Regions from separate parts of the Homo sapiens genome. Here regions 2 and 3 are each linked to region 1. The links are chromatin contacts, found by Hi-C or POLR2A ChIA-PET in ENCODE. All regions are on one chromosome and are shown on one strand. Each heading gives the region's core, a stretch centred on a gene start or an enhancer-like site at or near the end of the contact. The rest is flanking DNA. Distances are from core to core; before and after follow the strand shown.

What was found. Hi-C counts contacts between places; a loop is a spot of excess contacts on that map. ChIA-PET counts read pairs that join two places held with the same protein, here RNA polymerase II (POLR2A). Pooled maps may share reads with other maps.
Region 2: a pooled map shows a loop between it and region 1 (2.1-fold over the local background). The contact joins two enhancer-like sites. A Hi-C loop is called at or near these places in 2 of 50 pooled maps. POLR2A ChIA-PET finds 5 or more read pairs at or near these places in 3 of 52 experiments (HEK293, OCI-LY7 and activated T-cell).
Region 3: a loop to region 1 is called in a pooled map, with 2.1 times the contacts of the local background. The contact joins two enhancer-like sites. A Hi-C loop is called at or near these places in 16 of 168 maps with a recorded cell type or tissue (IMR-90, MCF 10A, PC-3 and 13 more) and 18 of 50 pooled maps. POLR2A ChIA-PET finds 5 or more read pairs at or near these places in 2 of 52 experiments (WTC11 and activated CD4-positive, alpha-beta T cell).

What each region holds. Positions count from the first base shown.
Region 1 is chr12:67,825,597-67,830,247 of GRCh38, forward strand. No RefSeq gene overlaps it. Among named protein-coding and RNA genes, the nearest start is that of LINC02421, 98 kb to the left of the region's middle. RefSeq lists an enhancer at 2,138-3,337. Within about 2 kb of position 2,640, at least 15 of the 41 ENCODE cell types and tissues checked have a DNase peak (open chromatin) inside an H3K27ac peak, as active enhancers do; they include gastrocnemius medialis and heart right ventricle, where a contact is called at or near this core.
Region 2 is chr12:67,590,760-67,595,410 of GRCh38, forward strand. No RefSeq gene overlaps it. Among named protein-coding and RNA genes, the nearest start is that of LINC02442, 3.1 kb to the left of the region's middle. RefSeq lists an enhancer at 2,105-2,194. Within about 2 kb of position 2,457, at least 8 of the 41 ENCODE cell types and tissues checked have a DNase peak (open chromatin) inside an H3K27ac peak, as active enhancers do.
Region 3 is chr12:67,665,304-67,669,954 of GRCh38, forward strand. It overlaps DYRK2 (dual specificity tyrosine phosphorylation regulated kinase 2), which reads left to right. Exons shown (of 3, transcript NM_006482.3): 3 at 1-103. Among named protein-coding and RNA genes, the nearest start is that of DYRK2, 19 kb to the left of the region's middle. Within about 2 kb of position 2,593, at least 9 of the 41 ENCODE cell types and tissues checked have a DNase peak (open chromatin) inside an H3K27ac peak, as active enhancers do; they include gastrocnemius medialis and heart right ventricle, where a contact is called at or near this core.

The DNA.
Region 1 (4,651 bases), core at 1,390-3,889:
ATTACTATTGCTTCTATAATCACTAATTACATTAATTTAGTGTCTACTATCTTCTATGTGCCAGATAAGTGTTAAGTGACTTATATTCATTATCTCACACTGAACCACAACCCCACAAGGGAGTTTATTATTCTTACAGAGTTGCAAGGCAGAAGAATTTGAAGTTTTTGGATTATTGCATGCTATAAGTAGGTTTCTTTCATACATTTATGAAACTGGTGCCTTGCTACATGTATACATATGAATGTCAGCCATCAAAGAAAATGGTAGCTTAGGATGAATGCTGTAGAATGGCCCTGTCTACTGAAGGCCAAATGTATCAGAATGAATCTATTCCATGTAGACAAATGAAATTTTTTTATAAACCTTCTGATTATTTGTAATCAGAGCCAGGAAAGAGACAGTGGTTTATGACCCAGAACTAATGAGGCTTGAAATACTTTTTCAATAGTTAAAAAATATATAGTGATATTCTTTAAAAAGTTAATATTCTTGTTGTATCACTTTTAAAAGAATTATAATATCAATATCATTAGGTTTTAACTTTTATATTTTCTGGTTTTCTACATAAAAGTACTCTTGTATAGTCTTATTATGTTTCTAGACATAACAACTATTTCAATTCTGCTTAACAGAGATTTCTAGCCAATAAAGGGTGCCAGACATGAGTCTGGTCCCAGGGAATCGCTGTGGATTAAGACTCAGTCTCTGGTCTGGAGGAGTTTACCCCAGAACCCTCTGTCCATTTTTAAACACTTCCCGTCTGGGGCCAAGATTCCTCTATCTCCAGTCACCTTGCATGCTGACTGGCTGCATAACAACTATTTTAAACTTAGTCTTTGGAAGGAGTTTAACCTTCATTTAGTAGAAGGAGATAATACTTTGTTTTCCTCTGGCTTTGATATGTATCTTCCATAGTTAGAATTCCTATTAATGTTTTAGGTTCTGCTTCGCCAGAGTGAAAACAAGGGCCTGTCTTCAAGCAGGTTAAGACCTAATGATACACTAAGTGTTTAAAAGAATTCTTTTCTTTAAAACCTCTCAAAAATGAAGCAAAGTGAGGGCTGGGAAACAACAGGCACACAAGGGACTTGATAATGATCTTGAAATTTGTGAAGGGTTATTGTACAAATGAGGATTCAGAAGCAGTGATATTTTTCAACTGATAGTCCAACAAATAGTAAGTAAAACATTAAAAACAAAAAGTAAAAGGCCTTTTATTTCAGCAGAATTCCAGAATTTGTAAAATTATAAGGCTCAGGAAATTTGAAAGATGCTGATACCTAAAGGAAGCTGAGACACAACTTTAAAAAATATTTCACTATGTGCATACAGCTTTCTGGAGAAACGGAACCGACCCATTTCTGAGGTCCCTCTATGGCAGCCTGTGCAAGGCACACAAACACCCCAAGATATTTTCTTATGGCCTGTATTTTATAAAAGAGAAAACAGAGACTCAAAGATATTAACTTGTCCAAAGTCATGCAACTAGTGAGTGGCAGAATAGGAATTCAAACCCAGCTTTGACTCCAGAGCCTGCACTCTTCCCATTAGATCATTCTACATCCTTTTTTGGGATGGTTTAGTTGCCAACTGGGGATAAAATAAATGGTCTTTTGAAATTCTTTCCATTGCCTGGATTCTATTCTCCCTTATTTGATCCCAATATTGGCCTTAACACTGTTTAGCAATTTGTTATACTGAGAACATGGGTTAGGAAACAATACAATTTGATGAGTTTAATGTAAATTGTTTTCAAACTTAAGTTCTCACTCTTACTAGGTCACAAAATCTCAGTGAGAAGGCACCTCAGAGTTCATCCGGTACAAGTCAAGTCCAGTGTGTAATTCAATCTGTCTTTCTCCTGTCTTTCAGCAAATATTTAGTAGCACTATGCGTTAAGCAGTGTATATACAGCAGTGAGTAACACAGACCAGCCCCTGCTATCATGAAGCCTTTTCCTTGTTGCCGCTGCTCTCTTCTGCATTTTATAGCTGCTCATTCGGTGGAGTAGGATAGACTCTAGCTAATAAAGGAAAGAGAAAAGGCCAAACCATTTCAAAGACTCTCTTTTACATAGCTTATTAAGAACCCCCTGTTGAATGGTTGACATCTAAGGCAGTAATTGGGTACATAAAATTCGATCTTAGTGCTTTGCCCTTAGTCTGTGGTCTTATTAGCGAGTTTAAATGCATTTTCCCCATGTGGCTTAAAGATTGTTAAAGATCTAGAAATACTTTTTGACTCGTCTGAGCAGACAGGAAGACAGATGGACTTAGAGAGTAATGGTTGGCAAGAACATGCTGTTAGTAGCTTGATTTGAAGGTGGTTCTGAGAAGGATCTTAGAGATTTCAGTGGGTGTCTGAGACAGGATTTACTTAGAAAGGGAAAAAGAAAGTGACTGTAGAGACAGCCCAGGGAGTATGACATCACTGCAGGAGCAGAGTGGGAAGGCCGGGAAGAATAGTGTGAAATAACACCTACCAAAACATACGCCAGAAGACAGGCAAAGCCCCCATGCAAGAATGCCACTTGTTGCCTAAAGCACCCTGTGCATTTTGTTACTTTGCCTCCGTGTAGATCTGTCTTATTTTGTCTTGTGTGTGGTTAGTGATACACTGATCTCTCTCCCTCCGTAAGAATGAAAGTGAGTCAGAGCAGGGAACCGTGGCTTAGTCATCTTGGAATACCCCAGTACCTTGCTCACTGTCTCTTAGACAGAGTGGGCGGCCCAATAGGATAGAGGATCTAGAACTTTTTGATTGGGTAAAAGGCCTATACTTAGCAATAGTTTTTGAATAATAAATGAAGTTAGGGAGAAAAAAGCAGAAACGTGTCCTGTTCCAAGCAAGCTTGGAGGGAAGAAAATAGAGCAGTTCAGAGTTGTTTTTATTCTTTCAGAAGTCACTAGCTAAAATTAAAGAGCATCAAAAGATGAAAGCAGGGGGCCATTTGCCTTGTTTTATCATAAGCAAAATCCTGATTTGTGGGGTTCGTTGCATATCCTGCTTCCCTAGGCCTACCCAGCCTGGAGTTAAAAACAGTAACCAAACAGAATTTGCTTTAGTTTGCCCCCAGTTTCCCCTACAAGAATTTCAGTTACCTTTGAATCTCTCCCTAATTGTTCTGGGAAGTCCAGGAGTTACTTCACTTGTATTCTCATCTTGGCCACCATCTGCCAGGAGCCACTTTCTTCTTCTCTGCTCAGCAGCTGAGAGGTTGCCAAGAAGCCAACAAGAGGCTTCTGATAAGTGTATGCAGGCATTAGGCATCCATTTTCAGTGTGCATTAAAGCCCACTGTTCTCCCACCCTCCATTGCAGATGTAGGCCCATATGATGACTTCTCAGTCCATCATTTCTTTCTGTACTACAGCATGCTCCAGTTCTTCTTGGTGAAAGACAGTATTGTTAGGTGGTCAAGAGTGTGGATTTTAAATTCAGAGAGATGTACATAGAATCCTGGATCTGCCATGTTTGAGCTATGTGTCCACAGGCAAGTTACACATCCCTTTTAAGCCTTAATTGGAGAAAATAATGACCATATCATTGGATCACTGTGATGATTGGATTAGATAATGTATGCAAAATGTTTACTAATTAGAAGAGCTCAATAAATGTTAATTATTTGTATTACTGCCATGAGTTACCTAGGTTACACAAAAGCACTTCTTTGTGCTCTCAATATCTAAAGATTTTTTGTAAAAACAGCTCTTAAAATTTAAAAAAAAATTTGTTTATGGAAATGAGGTCTTATATTACTCAGGCTGGTCACAAAGTCCTGGCCTCAAGTGATCCTCCTGCCTTGACCTCCCAAAGTGCTAGGATTACAGGTGTGAGCCCTCCAAGGAAACCAAATGGGGAATGATCTGAATGATAATGTTATTACCCAAATGATCCTCTCCTCCAACCCTATCCCACTGTCTTCAAATGTATTCCCCTCAAATCTGTTCTTATAATGAGCTATTTCCTAGTGAGATCTTGAGTACTTCATGCCAACAGAGCTCTGAAGGGTCCCCTACAGTGAATCTCCAGATGGGGCCAGGCATGTTTGAATGGTAGTATGAACACAGCTAAGATCTTTAACATCTAGGGAAAAATTTGGCAATAGCTAGATGGTAGGTGAAAATGTTAAGGAGGTAATGTAAAATAAGAAAAAAGGAAGAGAAATTCAAGTCCCCCAGGAAAGCAAGCCAAGACTCCATCATAGAGCATACTTTCTGGAAGTCAAAGGTTATCTTTTAATTTACATTTTCCCGCAGAAAATTAGTACATACAAGCAAAAAACCAAACAAATATGGCTTTACTGCATTCTGAGTAATATTCTTCAAAAAAATGCTGGCAGAAAAGCTGGGACGTGTTTTATGCCTTGGTCGGAAATGCGCATCATGATTCACCAGACACAATTCAATTCACTTTGAAATTATCCCCTCTTTTATGCCCTTCAATGGGAGAAAAAAATGAATCTACTCAGTAATGAATGCACAGTCCATTATAGTTATTGTGTTCTTCTTGAAAAAAAAAATAACATGACAGCTTTATTCACTCCATGTGGCAAACCAAATTGCATCAAGTAAAGTGCAAATAAGACAAACACTAAAATTGAATTTTTCCTTCCTCTTGTACCTAGAGGCATATGCTATGGCGGGAAT
Region 2 (4,651 bases), core at 1,207-3,706, 240 kb before region 1:
TTAAAGAGGAAATCATGATGTATAATCCTATCACTGTGTAAGCTCTGCTGATACTTTTTCTCATATAAATGTTTTCTTATGTAAAAATAATAAATACACATGGTAAAACAAAAATCAGACAGAAATATACAAAACAGAAAGTAAAAGTCTACTTAACATATGCTTCCTGCTTTCTTTATTTTTTAAGCTTAAATTTGCCAAAGGAGCTTCCTACTTTCAAAAACTTCTTTACACACACATATATAAATGTGTGTTCTTTTTTATTATTTATGTAAAAGAGATAATGCTGCTCACTTTTTTGGTCTTATATCTTTATTTTTCACTTTTTGGAAATCTACATCAATATTTTAATTCTGCTCTATGACTACATCATATTTTATTGAACCAATCTGCTTTGCAAATGAATTGGTGGATATTGTTGTCAATGAATGATTAAAGGACTTCAACACATTAGAATTAAAATGAAGCTATGAAATCACCTCAATTACCATTTATGAATTTATTATCTCTACTTAACAAGTGTTTATTGAGCACCTAGTATATACCAGACATTTTCTTAGGTGCCAGGGATGTAAGCAGGATAATCATCTCTGAGTCAAATGGATCATAGCCTAAGTGGAGGGAGATAGCTCAGCAAATCAATAATTACTGTCACTGCTGAGATATGAATAACAAAAAATGCTGTAGCCACTGAGATTAGAAGCCCAGTGTAAGCTAAAGTTAAAGGGTTAATGAGGAGAAAATCTTGAGCAAGCCACATGTGGGAAGGCTTGAAGACATGAAGTAGCACAATGTATTCATGGAGGTGCAAGAATTTGGGGGTGGTCAGAGCACAAGTTTCGTGAGGGAATCCAGCCTAGGCAACAGAGCAAGAGCCCATCTCTAAGGCCTTTAAGCTAGAGACAGAGGCTGGGGTCAAAGCCATACCACAAACTTTATCCCAAAAGCCATAGGGAGTCATTGAGGTTTTAAGTACTGTGGGGAGAAGGGAAATGGGAGTGATGTGATAATTTTTAAATAATTTAAGAAAAAAGCAAAAATTAAGGATTAAAATAGAAAAACTTCTGGCTACAAATTCACTCTCAGCATAGAGAAAGGAAATAAGAGCTAGATAAGAAAAATAAACGGGCTGCAGGTGCAGTGGCTTATGTCTGTAATCCCAGCATTTTGAGAGGCTGAGGTGGGAGGATCACTGTAGTTCAAGACCAGCCTGGGCAACAAGGTGAGACTCTGTCTCTATAAAAATAAAAATTAAAAAAATTAACTGAGCATGGTTGCTCATGCCTCTAGTCCTAGCTGCTTGAAAGGCTGAGATGGGAGAATCGCTTGAGCCCAGGAGTTTGAGATTATAGTGAGCTATGATTGCACCACTGCACTCCAGCCTGGGTAACAGAATGATGAAAACCCATCTCTTAAAAAAAATGAAAGAAGGAAGGAAGAGAGAGAGAGAAAGAAAGGAAGGAAGGGAGAAAAGAAAGAAAGAAAGAGAGAGAGAGAAAGAAGGAAAAGAAAGAAAGAAAGAAAAAGAAAGACCAAGCAAGCAGGGAGGGAGGGAGGAAGAAAGGAAGGAGAAAAGAGAAAAGGAAGGAAGGAGAGAGAGAAAGAAAGAAGAAAGGAAAGAAAGAAAGAGAGAAAGAAAAGAAAAAGAGAAAAAGAAAGGAAGGAAGGAAGGAAGGAAGGAAGGAAGGAAGGAAGGACGGAAAGGGAAAAGAGAAAAGGAAGGAAGGGGAAAAAAGAAAAGAAAGAAAAGGAAGGAAGGAAGGCAACAACAACAACAAAAACAGATTTCAAATGAAAAGTGAGTACGACAGGATACTGAGAGTATGAGCAAGATAACAAATTATTAAAGGATAGTTAAGAAAGGTAAATTAAATTTTTGATACAATATTCTAACTTAAATCATTCTAATGAATTTAATTCTCAATAAATATACTTCATAAAATCCATCAGGTAAGATGATCTTTGGCAAAGAAAAACTAGGATCCTTCTGAGTGGTGCACTGGAGCCAGCTAAATTGGTCATGGTAGGAGTATTTATACCATGGAAACTGGCCAACACACAAATCAGTTTTGGTTTTGCTTTTGTTTTCCCCAAGAGTGCCTGTTGTTAAACATTTGTCAGCACACTATTGAACCCTCCTTGAGTGAAGCAACTAGGAATCATTGAAAACATCCACAATTTAATTTCTTCCAGAGACACCAAACTATTTCTATGCCTCCTCCCAATCCCCTCAAGTCCTAAAACCTATTTCATTGTCGAGATTATCAGCACATCAAAACATGTATTGTAAGTCACATCATTACATTTGCAAGGAGATAAAGAAATTAAAAAGCATAAGCATAAAGACAGGTCCTATGACTCTTGTTGCCCAGCCCTGGTGAAGACTAAGAAGCTGATAACTAGTGACAACTCTCCATTTTAACAGCCTGTTTCCCACAGGTGAAAGGGACCCATCATAGGCCTGCAGTGATTCTGATGACTCACAGGAAAGCAGTCCAGCTTGTTTGGCCAGTTCTTGGGTTATTGGACAGTCATGAATAGCTTTGGAGCTACTAAAGTCTCCTCTGGTGCCCTGAAGCTTCATTACTTCCATGAAATTCAGAGAGAGGTATTTATTTTACTGTTACCACTTTGGTATCATTTTATGGTTTCTCTTTCCAGAAACTTCTGTGCCAGAGCCAAAGTAATGGGACTGGATCTGTCTTTTTTTTTTTTTTTTAAGTGTTCATGATCATGCAACAGATACACCCACAACCAGTGAGTTTCAAAGCCAAAGGAAAACAACAGGCCTTTGATTAGGCTGTACCTACTCCAGTGCAGGAGGGCACCGCAGCAGCTGGGGGAGCCTGGCTTCACCACCTCTTTTCATTCTCCAGAGATGGGTGGAAAACAGTGTGTGGGTTGGAATTAAGGAATTGGGTTGACTAGCCCAAGGCTGGTTGGGAGCCTGCAGTTCAGAGAGAGATTATTGCTTTATTGGCTCTGGTAAAAAAAAAAAAAAAAAAAAAAAAAATGTGACCATCTTACATCATCTCAGCAGGACTGAAAATTTCACATGATTATCAAAGTGCATGAAATGCTAGACAGATCATTGAATGTGAGTGGAAAGGGAAAGGAGGGGTTGGTGGAGCAGAGGTAGATGCCCACTTTCTCACCAAAAAGAGCATCAGGACCTACTAATGGGTGCAGGAAAGTGAGTCAGATCTGGCCTTAAGGAAGTATCCTGAGTACCCACCAGTGCTCAGTTTCCTTATTGATATATCACTAGATACCAGCTACCATGACTTCTCTGCTCCTTTCCTGTCAATGACCACCCAGCTGAACCCTGCTCAGAAAAACTCTCCTTGCTTCAAGAGGGATTGTGTGGGCTTAGCTCAGGTTCATGGAAACACCCTGCTTGTTTCTTTCCTGTGGAGTGGATGGTGAAAGGAGTTGTTAGCACCAGTCAGCTTTTTCTTATCAAGTAACTTCATTATTTCTAGGGCAGCCACATACCCTTGTTTGTCCCAGACAGAGGGGTTTCTGGGACGCAAGACTTTTACTGCTAAAATCAGGAAAGTTCCTGGCAAACGGGGATGAGAAGTCACCCTAATTGTCACAGTATCTGATGAGGTGCCAAATGAGTAAGGGACAGTCAACACTGATGAAGGTTGGAATTGGTAGCTGGGAGTTTTGTACAATGCTGTGTATTTTACAATGCACTTTCACACACACTATCTCATTTTAATCTTATAACAAATTAAAGAGGGCAGAGGAGGTATTACTATTGCTTCATGTTGATGAAAAAATTGAGCCACAAAGATTAAGTGACTAGCTCAATGACACAGAGCTGGTTAGTAGCACAAAATTCGGGTGTTGCTTCCAACTCTCTGTGGAGTGAGATAGGAAGCAATTGATAGCTGGAGTCTGTGTTCTTTCTGCTGTACCATGTTGTCTCTCCAGTTATAGGGAGAATGGAATTCCTTTTTCTCTCATCACTTGCCTTTGTTTTTTCTTGTTATGATGCTCTGTTGTAGAGTGACAATCTTGCAGTGAAGAATAATTCAATGGAAATTCATAGCTTTGTCCCCAACCACCAACAACCAGGAAGCACAAATGCTCAGACATTAGCTGTGACTTCTACCCAAAGGCAAGGTAAAATGTCATTGCCAAGGATTACATTCAAATGACCTCTAATGTGGTTTTCTGATGGAGGGAAGAACTGAAGACAACACTAGTTCATCAGAAAATGCTGAGTGGAGAATTGCAGAGGTAGGGAGAAGAGAGAGCTGTGCATCTTAAGGCAAGATGACAGGCTCAGAAGTCAACAGCCTCAAGCAGAAGCATGCAGGGTTCTGGGATGAGAAACATGACTCAGCATTTATCCTTTCCTATAAAACATAGCAGCGTGTTAAGGCTGCATTTGAAATTTTACACTAAGGCCAGTGATAATATCTAAATTACGGTCATGACATGCATAACTTGATATCAGGTAGACTAGAAATTCTTCCTAAAATTAGAGAAGTTACAACCAAACCCAAACCTATCATTTCTGTATCCAATGACAGTCACAAAAGTATGAATATCTATGAGGAATTATAATGAATCTAAAATTTCTCTGGCCAGTCCTATTTCTTTTAGAATGTCAAGCAGCATTTGATTTATGATAATG
Region 3 (4,651 bases), core at 1,343-3,842, 160 kb before region 1:
CATTTAAGTAAAGCTTACTGAATTGTTTTCAATTGTTTTGGGAGAAATGTAACTAATTATAAGCAATTTATGTGGACCAGCAGCAAATAAATGTATGAGTACATTTGGGCGAATTTGTCATCTTTTTATCTGAAGAGGAATACCCTACTTAATTTCCCTTGTCTGTAAAATTGAGTTTATCAGAATTTTGGCTAGGGTAGCTTTAAATATATATATAGAAAATGCAGATGGCATTTATTTGTCAAATATTTATTAAATAAGCCTCCTACAGCCCAGAATCTTGTAGGCACTAGGGATATATAATGCTGAACAAAACACACAGTGCCTTTTTCAGGGAGTTTTTAGACTGGTTGGGAAGGCAGACATTACATGGGTAATTATATGAACAAATACATATTTTATACAACAAATACTTTGCATAGTTGCAAAGTAGTAAGTGCTGTGAAGAAAAAGCATGTTGTGCTGAGTGTGTGTGCAATGTTGTATGGATCAAAGATGGCTTCCCCAGGAAACAAATAGCTTTTGAGCTGAGGAACAAAGAGCATGAATAGAGACCCTGTAGCTAGCTAGAGGAAATAAGGTGAACAACTGAAGGCAGGGCCACTTGGCCAGAGCCCAGAGAATGAGAGAATTTGGTGTGAAACGAAAGTGATGAGGTGAACCAGAACATGCCAAGCCCTGTAGGTGCTATTAAGGATTTTGGTCCTTACCCTATAAGTAAGGAAGCCACCAAGAGATTTTTGAGGAGGAAATGCCATGAGCAGATTGGCTCTTCCTGGCTGTCTTTATAGGAAAGTACTGAGAAGGGTAAGAGTAGATGAAGGAAGCCCAACTGGAAGTGTTTGCAAGATATGGCAGACTGGCCCACAGGATGGGGATGGACATTTAAAGAAAATGGATTTGAGGGCTCATAAGGATACAGAAAAACAGATGCTCTCTGATTTACAATAGGTCAACTTAAAATGTTTTGAGTTTGTGATGGGTTTATCTGGTATTGAATGCACTTTCAGTTTACAACATTTTCAACTTCGGATGGGTTTATCAGGAAGTAGCCCTTTCATAAGTCCAGGCCCATCTGCATTAAGGTAGAAATAACAGTGATGTCTCTTTGTGTCTGAAAAGTTGTTGTTGCTATTTGTGTCTGGTTTGCTACATTGCATCAAAAGGAATCACAGTATCTTACTTGTTTAAGAAAAGAAAGGGTTGCAAATTAATGCCTTTGGTTACAAAGTATGAAGCACTGGTATACTATCTTTTGCTGAAGATTTGAAGCCTTTGAGTAGAATCTTGTTTATTCATTCATTCAAATTCTTTTCAGGAAATTTTAAATTTTAAAAAGATTATAAAAATGGGGTGGGGGGATTTTACATATTAAGTTTTTATATTAAGACTAAAATGAATGAAGGGAAGAAGGGAGGGAGGGGGAGAGGGAGGCAACTAGATTCGTGAGAAAGAAAAACAGACTAGGAGGTCAGCAAAGGCTGCTGTGGCCTAGTGGCTGAATGTGGTGTTCTGAAGGAGGAAGGAGCTCAAGAGCAAGCAAGGCAAACTCCCTCTCCCCCTCCCTGCCTTTCTTCTTCCCTTCCTTTCATAGAAATTAAACTTTTACTCTCTAAGATGGTATATTTGGATTTGGCATATTTGAGTTTACCAAAACAAAAAAAAAATTATAAAAAGTGAAAGAGGAGGAGAAGGAGGAGATCAATCCCTGCCTTTGAGGACATTATGTTTAATTAGGAAGACAAGATTGGACAGAAAATATTAAGTTTAGAACATTGAAAGATGAAATTCAGAATAAGTGCAGGTCATTTGTGTTGCTCTTGGATAATAATAGCTTTCAGAAGGTGGGTCTCCAGCCAGGACTTGATGGAATTCAGATTGAGAGAGAGAAAAAGGATATTCTAGGAGAAGCAAATTGCTTTAACTGAGGGATGTCATGAATCATTCATTCGTATGTCATCCAGTATTTACTGAGCACCTACGTGTATAATTTTTGGCATAATGCAAAGGATGGGCAAAGAGACTGGGTTTGTGGCAGTGTGAAGAAGGGAGAATAATTTCTTCGGAAGGTAGGCCTTGTCCTGTGGTTTTTCTCAAATGTGCCATGTTGTTGTAGCCACAACACATGTGCTGTCTCTGTCTAGAGTGCATTTGCCAATCTCTGCCTCATCCTGTGAGATTCAGCCCAGACCAGATGTCACTGCCCCTACAAAGTCCTCTTTAAGCTGAGGTTGAGCAAGATCACCCTTACCAAAAGGTAACACTGGCAATCTCTCTGCTAACTGCAAGGTGAGTAGAACTGAGTTGAGAAGGCAGCAGAATCCTCTCCCCTGTTTCCCTCCATCCTTCCCATTGGGCACACACTGGCAAAAAAAAAAAAAAGAAAAGAAAAACAAAAAGCAAGTGATGTATGAAGATACCATGTTAGTAAGGGAGGTACTTGTTAACCAGACAATCATAAAATGTTTATAGTTTGTAAGCAGTGCCCAGCATGAGAAGAAGCAGCTAGATTCGTGAGAAAGAATAACAGACTGGGAAGTCAGCAAAGGCCGCTCTGGCATAGTGGCGTGGATGTGGTGTTCTGAAGGAGGAAGGAGCTGAAGAGCAGGCCAGAGCACGGGGTGGAGGCTTGCCAAGTCTGGAGTTTGGTGAGCCAGGGGAAAGCTCGTGCAGGATAAGGAGGGACAGAAATGCAATGCCGGACCTTGGAGAAGGCCACACAGACCATTTGGAGGAGCTGGGAATTTATTCTGATTACACCAGGAAGCCATTGATGCATGTACAATAAATTAAAAAAAAAACAAAAAAAAAATCATTCTGGTTTCCTATGGAGAAAAACTGGAGGGGAGCCATATGGAGATGGTGCCACTCTATGAGACAGAGGACTTCTAACCATCTGGGAGGAGTTGAGAGAGATCATTTGATGGAAGAATGGTCCTCCACCAGAAGTTCTGTTTAAGAAGTGAAGTGAGGTGGGGATAAGGCTACGCAGGATTCTGAGGATACCATTTGTGTTGCTATTTTTGTAATTGAAATAATGTAGGCTGAAAAAAAGTGTTTTTACAGCGTGACTACGTAAAAATTACAGATGCAATGTAATTAATCTATAAAGGACATTTAAAACCAGTAAGAAAAATGCTAATATTCCAGTGGAAAAAAGAGACAATAATACCTTCAAAAAATTTACATGAGCAACATAAATGGACCAAAAAAATTATAAATTATAAATCAAAGTAATAAAAATTAAAGCCATGAGTTTATTTTTAACCCACAAAATATCAACAATTAATTAAACAACCATTTTTATTGCTAGCAAGGGTGTGGAGTGATATAAAGCACTCGTTTGATGCTGCTGGGGCATAATTAGCAGAGCCTTTCTGGAGGGCACTTGGTAATCTGTACCAAGAGCTTTAGAAATGCTCATTCATTTTTACCTGTTGATTCTACTTCCAGAAATTGGTATCAGAATCCATGATGTAAACAAAGAGTTATGTACAAGAATAATCATATCTACTAGCACAAACTTAGAAAAAAACCTTGTATCTATTAACAGAGGTTTGCTTAATAAATTATATCAATTATGAACAACATGTTTACAGTGTAATATTAAAGAAAAAAAGGGGGGCACACAAGTGAATGTCCTCCCTACCAAAGCAGGCAAAGGCAGAGGCAGAGATGGCATTGGGAAAAGAATTAGAAAGAAATACAGCAAAGTATTAACAGGTAGCTGATACTAATTTTAATTTTCTTATATATTTTTCATCAGTTTTCACAATAACCATATTTTAAAAATATATTTAAAAACTCAATACATTATTATAAAGAAAAACATTTGTAAGGAATGAATAAAACCAAAAGAAAACTGCTATGGACTAAGTAAACAGAGCACTTTAATAATAGGGAGGAAATTTGCTTCCTGGCCTATTGAACCATGTGAACCAGTTCCTACATTTGCCAGGTACTTTCTCACTTCTGGTTTCCACCAACTTGGAATATGGCCCTCTCCTTGGCCTGGCTCACTCCTGCTGTCCCCATGTCTCAAGTAGCTGTGCTTCCTCCCTCTGCCCTGCCTGTCTCCCTCACTCAGCCTTCATCAGATGAACTGAGAGGATCCTGCCATCTCCCATGTTCATCTCAGTGACTACTTTCTAGACCTTAGAATTGAGTGGTCAGGCTGGTTTAATTATCACACTTTGGGTTCCTTGAGGGCCAGGGACTGTCTTTCTTGCTGACATAAAGGGACGATCCCCAGGGACTGACATAAAGTTTGGGACAAAACAGGGCCTCAGTAAAAGTTTGTGAGTGAGTAAATTGCTTGGGGAGGGTGGTTCAAGAGAGATGTGCACAAAGGAAGGCATCTTTGAGATGGCTTTGAGAAGGAGTTTTGGAGAGAGTGCAGGAAATGGAACGTATTACCCAGTGCCTGGAGGCTGGTGGTGAGGAAATGGTGTGGTGGGTACAGGCCCGCTCATGAACGTCGGCCGTGAATGTGGGGAGATGGAGAGAAAGATGATGAGCAAAGGTGGAGCAAGTGAGTATTTTTTCCAGGTAGGCAAAAGTAATCAGTCTAGTACTTTCTTCTACTTAAACTCTCCACTGACCTCTCATCACACTAAGGATAACATGGGTAATTTCCTTGACATGTCCTTCA